Linked DNA regions of Homo sapiens: region 2 is linked to region 1. A link is a contact called in ENCODE Hi-C or POLR2A ChIA-PET data. All regions are on one chromosome and are shown on one strand. Each heading gives the region's core, a stretch centred on a gene start or an enhancer-like site at or near the end of the contact. The rest is flanking DNA. Distances are from core to core; before and after follow the strand shown. Region 1 overlaps ARID1B (AT-rich interaction domain 1B). Region 2 holds the start of GTF2H5 (general transcription factor IIH subunit 5).

The links. Hi-C counts contacts between places; a loop is a spot of excess contacts on that map. ChIA-PET counts read pairs that join two places held with the same protein, here RNA polymerase II (POLR2A). Pooled maps may share reads with other maps.
Region 2: a loop to region 1 is called in a map of naive thymus-derived CD4-positive, alpha-beta T cell, with 7 times the contacts of the local background. The contact joins the promoter of GTF2H5 here to the enhancer-like site in region 1. A Hi-C loop is called at or near these places in 1 of 168 maps with a recorded cell type or tissue (naive thymus-derived CD4-positive, alpha-beta T cell) and 8 of 50 pooled maps. POLR2A ChIA-PET finds 5 or more read pairs at or near these places in 1 of 52 experiments (naive thymus-derived CD8-positive, alpha-beta T cell).

What each region holds. Positions count from the first base shown.
Region 1 is chr6:157,018,759-157,023,419 of GRCh38, reverse strand. All of the region lies in intron 4 of ARID1B (AT-rich interaction domain 1B), which reads right to left. Among named protein-coding and RNA genes, the nearest start is that of MIR4466, 240 kb to the right of the region's middle. RefSeq lists silencers at 1,145-1,234, 1,535-2,054 and an enhancer at 4,277-4,326. Within about 2 kb of position 2,384, at least 40 of the 41 ENCODE cell types and tissues checked have a DNase peak (open chromatin) inside an H3K27ac peak, as active enhancers do.
Region 2 is chr6:158,165,132-158,169,792 of GRCh38, reverse strand. GTF2H5 (general transcription factor IIH subunit 5) reads right to left here and starts at 1,443. Exons shown (of 3, transcript NM_207118.3): 1 at 1,398-1,443. It overlaps SERAC1 (serine active site containing 1), which reads left to right and starts at 1,531. Exons shown (of 17, transcript NM_032861.4): 1 at 1,531-1,653. RefSeq lists silencers at 1,444-1,623, 1,664-1,733.

The DNA of each region.
Region 1 (4,661 bases), core at 1,135-3,634:
TTAAGCTTTTCCATAAATTCAGTATTCACAAAGCTAGGGAGTTAAAAGCCTGTAAACACAAAATTCACTGACCTGCATCAATTTAAGCACTATTAAAAGAGATTGCAGCTCAAAATCTAAAAAGAGCTGCTAATCCTGCTCTACAGATAGTAACCAATCAGTGTTTATCCTCACAATGCATTTGCTCTTCCTGTTAGGAAGCGCCGGAGTGAGGAGAGGATATGGAATACAAGAGTATATCCTAGTATGCAACTCACTCCTTCTTATGAAACACCTAAATAATAAATTCAACTTAATTTAAACTGTAACTGGCAAATGTCATCAGTTAACAACAATGATCAAGGTCAGAAATGTCCCTGCTATTATTTTTATAAAATCTGTATACAGATCACAAACACAGAAATTGCTACATGAAAATTTCTATGCATATTCACACGTGCGGTAAACACTACAAGGCATAAAAACAGAAGAATGTTAATATTCAGAACTCTTCAAGGCCATTTCTCTTAAACATTTCAAAATACTTTTGGATTCTGTCTCTACATCAACACCGAAAACTGACCCTAACCCTAACCCTACGTTGTTATAATGGATCATCAATTAAATTTGCAGAATTCCAAAATTAAGTTGCTTTGAGTCTGATAAAAATACACACATAAGTTATAAGTTATCTGCATAAGAATTATCAACAAGAGAACAAATTAGAATTTATGGTCAAATTATATAGTTCACAGAGTGAACAAAAAGTGTAAAACCAAAGTGGCCGTCGCTGATTGCTACTAGTTGGATTAAATGCATGTCTTGGTTAATCTACTATAGTTTCATGTGTTGTTTAGCTTACTTGAAAAAGTCGTCAAATGTTCCTAGATTGCAGATTGCAACATCCTACCTAAAACACCTGCAAGTGACCAAGAGACCACCCAGTGATCCCAAAGTCTCCATGGCAGAGACAGGATGAAAAGTAATATCCCGACAAGACTCTTCAGCATTTAATTAAGAACAGGAAAGCACAGGCAGGAGATGAAACTTTACAAGCCTAGGCGTTTCTCGGCTTTTAAAAAATGCTGTGAGTTGGTTTTCCCAGCAAGGAAGGTTGATGAGCATGCACTTGGCTCCAAGAAGCAGCTATTACACAAATAGAATCCAAGTGCCTGGCTAAGCCGCCCAGCCTCGGTGCGTCGGGTAACAGCCAATGGCGGCGGCCTGCCAGCCTCGCCCCGCCCACCTCCCGCCGGCCCCGCCCCTCCACCTCGCCCCCTTCCGCGGCCCCGCCCCGCCTCCCCGCCCTGTTCTTGGCGGCCTGGGCTCCGCGGCCCTGCTGGCGTCCTTCGTCTGTAGTTCCTGGCTTTTCCACCGTCAGCCACTCGTTTTAATTACGCGAACGGGTTCCAACTCATCCAGCCTTTAAGTTTGGGTGGTGGTTTTGAGAGGGGGAAAGAGATGCACCAAAGGAAGTAGGGGAAAAATAAAACCTTAAGCGCTGGGCGCGCCACGCGGGACGCAGAGGTTAGGGGCGCGCGGCGAGGTAGCGGGGCGGCGGCGCGAGACGGCGCAGGGGAAACACTCGGTGCCTGCGTGAGTCTGGCCGCGCCGGCTCATGTGTACGCGAAGCTGTGTCAGCAGAAACTTTAGAAAACACGCTGTGCGAGCGGCCGCCGCCTCCCGCCTCCAGGAGGAGCCTGCGGGCGCGCGGGGCGGACGGTGCCTGCAGGCGGCGGCCGCGCTTGCCCGGAAAGGAATGTGGCTGCGGCCGGCGCCTCCTTCCGCGGGGTCCCACAAAGGCTCATCTGTGCGCGGCGCGGCGCCGTCGGAGGAGTCCGAGCCTGTTCAGTCAGGCTGAGGACGCGGTTGTTTTCGTCCCCCTGTCCCCGCCCCCACGAGCCTACGTGCGGGGTAGGGAGGGCGGCACCGGAACCCCCGCCCGGGTCGGGCCGAAAGGAGCGAGCGGGGCCTGCCGGCAGAGGCCGCCGGGCTGCTGTGTGACTCGGTCCCCTCCGCGCTCGCCGCCCTCATCCTCGCCCAGCGCCTCCGCGGCAGGGTTAATTCCGCCCGCTGCCTGGTGGTCCCACTCCCGGGGGATTCCGGGGTCCGTGGAATCACTGGTTCTCCCTTCGGAGGAGCTCGGCTTCTTCCGTGGGCGCGGGCGAGTCTCCCCGCTGTACCGCGGGGCCGGGGCTTGAATAAAACAAAAGAAACCAAGGCGAGGTGTGGACGCGCAGTGAGGACCGGAAAGCGAGGCCTGAGAGCTGGCGGCCTGAAAGCGGTCCTGCGTCCTTCACACCCTCTCTCTAAAATCCCCCTCTCTCAAGCGGGCCCTGACCAAGAGTAAAAGCGCAGCCGAGGAGGGAAGGACGCCGCCGCCGCGCAGGCATCCGGGCAGGGACGGGTGGGCGGGAGATTCCGGGCCGCTGTTCAGGGCAAGCGCTAAAAGTTTCCGGGTCCCCGAATTTCTCATTTCTTTATCGAATTCTGCAAAGAAGTAACGTTCCTTCGGCCATTAATATTGTAAGAATGTATCGTTTCTAGCCATAAGTTCCAGGTTACTTTTTGTAAGAAAATTAAGGACTCAAGTAGATCAGCCAAAGAAACCACGTACAGCATAAACTCACGTACCACTCCTTAAAAAAATAATTTATTGAGTTATGACCAAGAGTTATATAAGGGGAGAGGTAACAAATCTTTGGTGAGGAAAAAGCGATGGAAAAAATATTAGAGAAGCATAATTTTGAGGAAATTACATATAGTTTGAAACCACCACTGTTTAATATTTTGACTCGCGATCTGAGTAGGAGAAATGACCAAGCTAGGCTGTTGTTTATGTGATGCCATCTCATTCAGTTCTACCTACTATTTATAGCTCCAACAGCATCAGAAAGAAAAACACATGCCTAGTGGCTAAAGCATTCAAACACAACCCCTTATAAAAAAGTTAAAGTTTGGGTTAATTAAAAAAAATTAATTTCATATTAAATATATATTTTTAGGTTCCAATTTACAGTTATGTAGTTATATATTATCGCAATAAAAAGATCTGCCCATGGACTGGTTTTTGGTTTTGAGACATGTTTAAATTACATCCCTTACAGAGTGCTCAACTTGTATGGGGGTAAATGACTAACATGATGTTATCTACAAGGTTAAAAAGCAAGAATAAAGAACTAACTACATTTTAGGTCAGTTCTTCATCAGAGAAGGAATGTTAAAAATTTATTTCCATCCAATTTATTTTCTAAATATTATTAATTTTCTTAAATAAAACATTTCCTGAACGGCAAATTTGCTTGTTATGTCTATTCCCTCCTTCCTGAAATGACTTTCTCCTATCCCTCTAACAGCTTTGTCTTTTGCTACTTCTTCATCCTCCAAGTTGTGCCAATTTGTTTCACTTTTTATTTATCTTTGCTAAAAGAGAAAGGCAGGGGGCGAAAAAACCCTAAAGGACTTAAGATTTTCAGATGGTTCTAGCTCTAGAAACATAATGGCTGCATATGAAGGGGAAGACAGGAGTCGTCCAGATACACCCAGATTTTCTTTTGGCTTGGTGGGAAGAATGAATGGCATGGTTGTGTCCTCGGCAATTTGACATGCTTGTGGTATATCCGCGGAGGTGACCCGCTGGCAGCAGGAAATACAGGTCATGGCACAAGTTGCAGGAGACTAAAGAACATGGATTCGCAGGCAATTAGATGACAGTTGAGTGAGCGTGGATGACTGAGTTTTATCATAAAAAGGCATCACAAAGGACGATAGAGCCTAAAACAGAACCTTCAGGAGTACCAACATTTAATGGACAAGTTCTTCCCTCCTTCCTTAATGAAAGCAAAAGCCACCAGGCTAGAAATTTTACAATTTCAGAACTGCTTTTTCCTCCAAATCTAGAGAGAAATAGGAAGTGAAACATGGACTCAGGTAACACTAAACAGAACTAAATTTAACTCCTCCAAGCAGTGGCTTTGGAGAAGTTAGACAAGTTTCTTAGCATCTCTGGGCCTCAGCTTCTTCATGTATATGACGACAGTCTGCTCTGATGGTTGTTATGAGAATGAAATCAGCACTTACCAGATGCTGGCTATAAACATCATCTGACCATTCCTGAAATACAGACTAGCCTCCATTCCCATTACCAATGCCTTAACTGAGACTCGCATCTCTCCTCCTAAGCCTAGAATACTGTGAAACTGGTTTCCTTGACACCAGGCTCTTTCCAACCCATTCTCCCTCACAGTGCCCCCAGTGTCCTCTTCAGATAACAGATTTGAACATGTCATTCTGCTTAATATCCCTCAGACCAACAGAACTGGGTCTAGACTTCTTACCTCGGGATAAAGGGCTTTGGAGAATCTGTTCCTAATCTGCCATATGATATCACCCCTTACCTCAACTCATTATTGGAATATGAAGCACCCTGTCATGATTTCTGTGCTGAGCCTACCGTATTTTTTTTCAGCCCTTTATTCATACAGATCCCTTCACTTTCCCTGTACATTTGCCCTTTGAGGTCATGCTTCCAAGTCTTCCCTGACCCCCCATGGTTGGAATGTACTGCACTTTATGTACTACTGCACTGGACTGATAGAATTTTACTGTTGTATATATAATCACATATATGTCTATTTTCCTTTTAACCTCTATGAAGGCAAGGTCCATCCATTGTGAATTTA
Region 2 (4,661 bases), core at 194-2,693, 1.1 Mb before region 1:
ATATATAATATACAATATATTATATATAATATACAATATATTATATAATATATAATATACAATATATTATATAATATATAATATACAATATATTATATAATATATATTATATATTATATAATATACAATATATTATATGTAATATACAATATATGTAATATACAATATATTATATGTAATATACAATATATGTAATATACAATATATTATATATAATATACAATATATTATATATAATATACAGTATATTATATATAATATACTGTATATTATATATAATATACAATATATTATATAATATACAATATATTATATATAATATACAATATAATATATATAATATATAATATATATAATATACAATATATTATATATAATATATAATATACAATATAATATTATATATAATATATAATATACATATTATATATATGTATTATATATAATATACGTATTATATATAATATACATAATATACATATTATATATTATATATAAAATAAATATATATTATATATAAAATACATATATAATATATATATATGTATATATACACTTCGAGACAGAGTCTCACTCTGTCGCCCAGGCTGGAGCGCAGTGTCGTGATGTCGGCTCACTGCAACCTCTGCCTCCCGGGCTCAAGCGATTCTCCTGCCTCAGCCTCCCAAGCAGCGGGGACTACAGGCGCCCGCCACCACGCCAGGCCAAATTTTGTATTTTTAGTAGAGGCAGGGTTTCACCATGTTGGCCAGGCTGGTCTCGAACTCCTGATCTCAAATGATCCACCTACCTCGGCCTCCCAAAGTGCTGGGACAACAGGTGTGAGCCACCGCGCCAGGCCAATTTATTGTATTTTTAGTGGAGACGGGGTTTCACCATGTTGGCCAGGCTGGTCTCGAACTCCTGGCCTCAAGTGATTTGCCCGCCTCGGCCTCCCAATGTGCTGGGATTGCAGGCGTGAGCCACCGCGCCCGGCCTCAGCCACCTCATTTTACATATGAGGAGACCAAAGGAAGAGATTAAGCCGTAGTTCCTGGCCAAAGGAAAAAAGTACAAGCCAGATCTCCAGATCTTGTGCCCCTTCACTAAATAAATCACGTCCCGTGCGGACCTAGGCTGGAAACAAACCACTCAGCGTACGCCCATTTAATTAACTTCCACTTACACCTGGGCGCAGGGCGAGCCCTAGCCCCACAGGAAACCCACGATTAAACGAGGGGGGGACTGCCGTGCGGCCCCGCCAGGAAGGGCCCGGAGAGAGTGGGGGACACCGCCCTGTGCCCCCAGCACCCGGTGGACAGGCTTCTGGGGCTTTTCTCTTCCTCTCCCCTTTCTTTGGGACCCCTCAGTGTTCCCACACCCCACTTTCCCCAGCCGCTCGGACGCTCGCCACACACCTCGGCCCACAGATGCAGAAGCGCCTCGGCGTTGCCGGCAGAGTGCGCCTGCGCCGATACGCCATCGCGCTAGGGACGCTATTGTGGGTGGAGCCAGCCGGCGGGAGGCGGGCCCAGAGCGGGCCGAGGGGGCGGGGTCACGAGCCGCCAGCCGCCGGGTGGAGGGTCCCGGCCGGGAGCCGCGGAAAGAGTAGGGCTCCCCAGACAACGGGGTCCGACGAGCAGTTGGGCACGGGCTGAGTCCGCCTGCCGGCAGGTAGGACGTGAAGGCAGGGGTGGTGTGGGGGCGGACGGGGGCGTCGGCGCAGCTGGGCGCGGTGGGGAGCGGAGAATGGGGAGGGCAGGGACCGGGCACGGCCGAGCACCGCCGTCTGGCGCGCGGACCGGACCGACCAGCTGACGCTCGGCTGGGCGTGAGGGCCTCTCTCTCTGGTGGTCGCGAGCCTGACTCGTCTTTCCCTGTCGCTGCCTTTCTCTGGCTGCTGTCGAGGCCTTGGGGAGTGCACCTGCCGGTCCGTCTTCCCGGGCTCGGTAGTCACGGAGAGATGAGGAGGAGGAGGAAAGGGCCTCACCAGTCACTTCTGAGCCTTGCAGACCACCGCTTCCTGCTCCCTCTCTAACCCCAGAGATGGAATAGATTGAATGCTGAGAGAGCTCTAAACTCGGCAACGGTCATTTTAAAGTGAAAGACCCCAGAAGGTTCTAAAGTTACTCCCTTTCCCCAAGTCTGTTCTGTAAGTCTAAAGGAACACTGTCATTATTTTTACTAGTTGAGATATGAGATTCTTGTTTTCTGTTCCTTAGGTTAAATTGTACTTCCCGCATTAAGCTCATGCTGCCTTTTTTTTTTTTTTTTTTGAGATGGAGTCTCGGTCTGTCTGCCAGGCTGGAGTGCAGTGGCGCGATCTGGGCTCACTGCAACCTCCGTCTCCTGGGTTCAAGCAATTATCCTGCCTCATTCTCCCTAGTAACTGGGATTACAGGCGTGCGCTACCACGCCCGGCTGATTTTCGTATTTTTAGTAGACACGGGGTTTGTCCATGTTGGCCAGGCTGGTCTGGAATTCCTGACATCAGGTGATCCCCCGCCTCGGCCTCCCAGAGTGCTGCGATTACAGGTGTGAGCCACCGCGCCCGACCTCATGCTGCCTTTTTTTTTTTTTTTTTTTTTTTAACATCGTGTGTGTTCATGTGATCGCTAAGGAACCCAGCTCTTCCATTTAGTTCCCTCTTTCTATCCCTCAAATCTTTTCCAACTGGTGATTTCCATATTGTTGCACTCTCTTTAAAATAAAAAAATTGCCTCCAAGTCTTCTTCTTCCCAAGTATCTTTTATTTGCTTTTTTTCATCTTGCATACATTCTCTTCCTTGATCTCATCAGTTCCATTTTTGTGCACTTGATGTGTGTCAGCTATTATTCTAGACGCTTGGGATACAATGGTGAACAGGTAACTAATTTTGGTGGGGGCAGAGAGACTCTGAAATCAGTTAAGGAATAAGTACCATTTGGTGATGTGATAAAGAGTGACTAGAGGGGTTATTTTGGCCAGGGGGATGTCAGAAATGGCCTTAATTTCTGCATTTAAAAACTTCTGTATACCAGTAACAATTAACTAGGAGTTTTAATAATAAAAAGACACTATTCATAATGGCATTCAAAACTAAAGGTACCTAGAAATAGATGAACCTAAAGCTGTGTAGTCCTTTAGACAGAAAATTGTAAGGCTCTGTTGGAACACAAAAGATGACCCAAGTAAATGGTGAGATATACCGTATTAATAGATGGAAAGACTCAACAAAAAGATGTCAGTTTTCCTCAGTTCTACGAATTCAGTGTAATGCCAATTAAAATCACCATATTGTTTTATGGAATTTGCCATGCTGAACTTAAAATTTATATGGAAAGGCAAGGGACCAAGAATAGTGAAGTCAATTTTGAAGAAGAAGAAAAATAAGGTCTCTCCCTATCAGATACCAAAGCTTAATATAAAGTTGTAATTATTAAGATGGTATGATATTGATTCAGGGATAGAGAATTAGATTCATGGAACAGAATAGAGACACTAGAAACATACCTATTTACATACGGGAGTTTAGTATACCACTAAGTGGTATTGCAAAGCAGGGGGAAAGCATAGACTATTCAATAAAGGATGATGAAATATATGGTTGCTGAGATATCTGGCATTGTTATGGTATACAGACAGGATTAGATTCTTACTTTCAAACTATTGACAACAGTTTCCAGATAAAGACCTAAATGTGAATGGCACAGCTGCAAGGTATTTGGAAAGGAATATAAGAGACCATTGTCTCTAGGAAAGATTTCTTTTTTGTTTGCTTTGTTAAATCTTGTTACACATAAGATTTATCATGTTAACCATGTTGAGTTGTTGAGTTCAGTGACATTCACATTGTGCAACCAGCACTACTATCTATCTCCAGAACTTTTTTTTTAAATGTCTCTGAGAAGGATTTCTTAAGTTACAAAAAGCACCTTTGAGGTGTCATTTTATTACTCCAAATGAGAGATGATGTTGGCTTGAACTAGACAAGAGTGTAGCAGTGAATACAGAGAAAAATGGATGGATTTGGGGGTATGTTTTGATGGTAGAGAAGAGCAACTCTGCGTGGTTTAGATGTAGAGTAAGGGGAAAACAAGGAATCAAGGGCAACATCTGTTTTTTTGCTTCAGTTAAGAGGTAGATCATTTACCATTTACAATCAAAAAGCATTGACCATTTGATGGATAGTGATGGAGAAGATTTGTGGAGGAAGAGTTTGGGGAGAAAAAGTAAAGAATTCTCTTTTGGACAGTTGAGTATGAAAGGCCTGTTGGACATCCAAGTGGAAATGTTCCAATAGCTGTTGGATAGATAGGTCAGGAAAGATCGTAGCTAGAGGTACTCTGAGATCACTGGCATATAGATATTAAGAACTGGGCCGGGCACGGTGGCTCACGCTTGTAATCCCAGCACTTTGGTAGGCCGAGGCGGGTGGATCACGAGGTCAGGAGATTGAGACCATCCTGGATAACACGGTGAAACCCCGTCTGTACTAAAAATACAAAAAAATAGCTGGGCGTGGTGGCAGCCGCCTGTAGTCCCAGCTACTTGGGAGGCTGAGGCAGGAGAATGGTGTGAACCTGGGAGACGGAGTTTGCAGTGAGCCGAGATCGCGCCACTGCACTCCAGCCTGGGTGACAGAGTGAGAGACTCTGTCTCAAAAAAAAAACCAAAAAACAAAAAACTGTGGTGTGTTGGA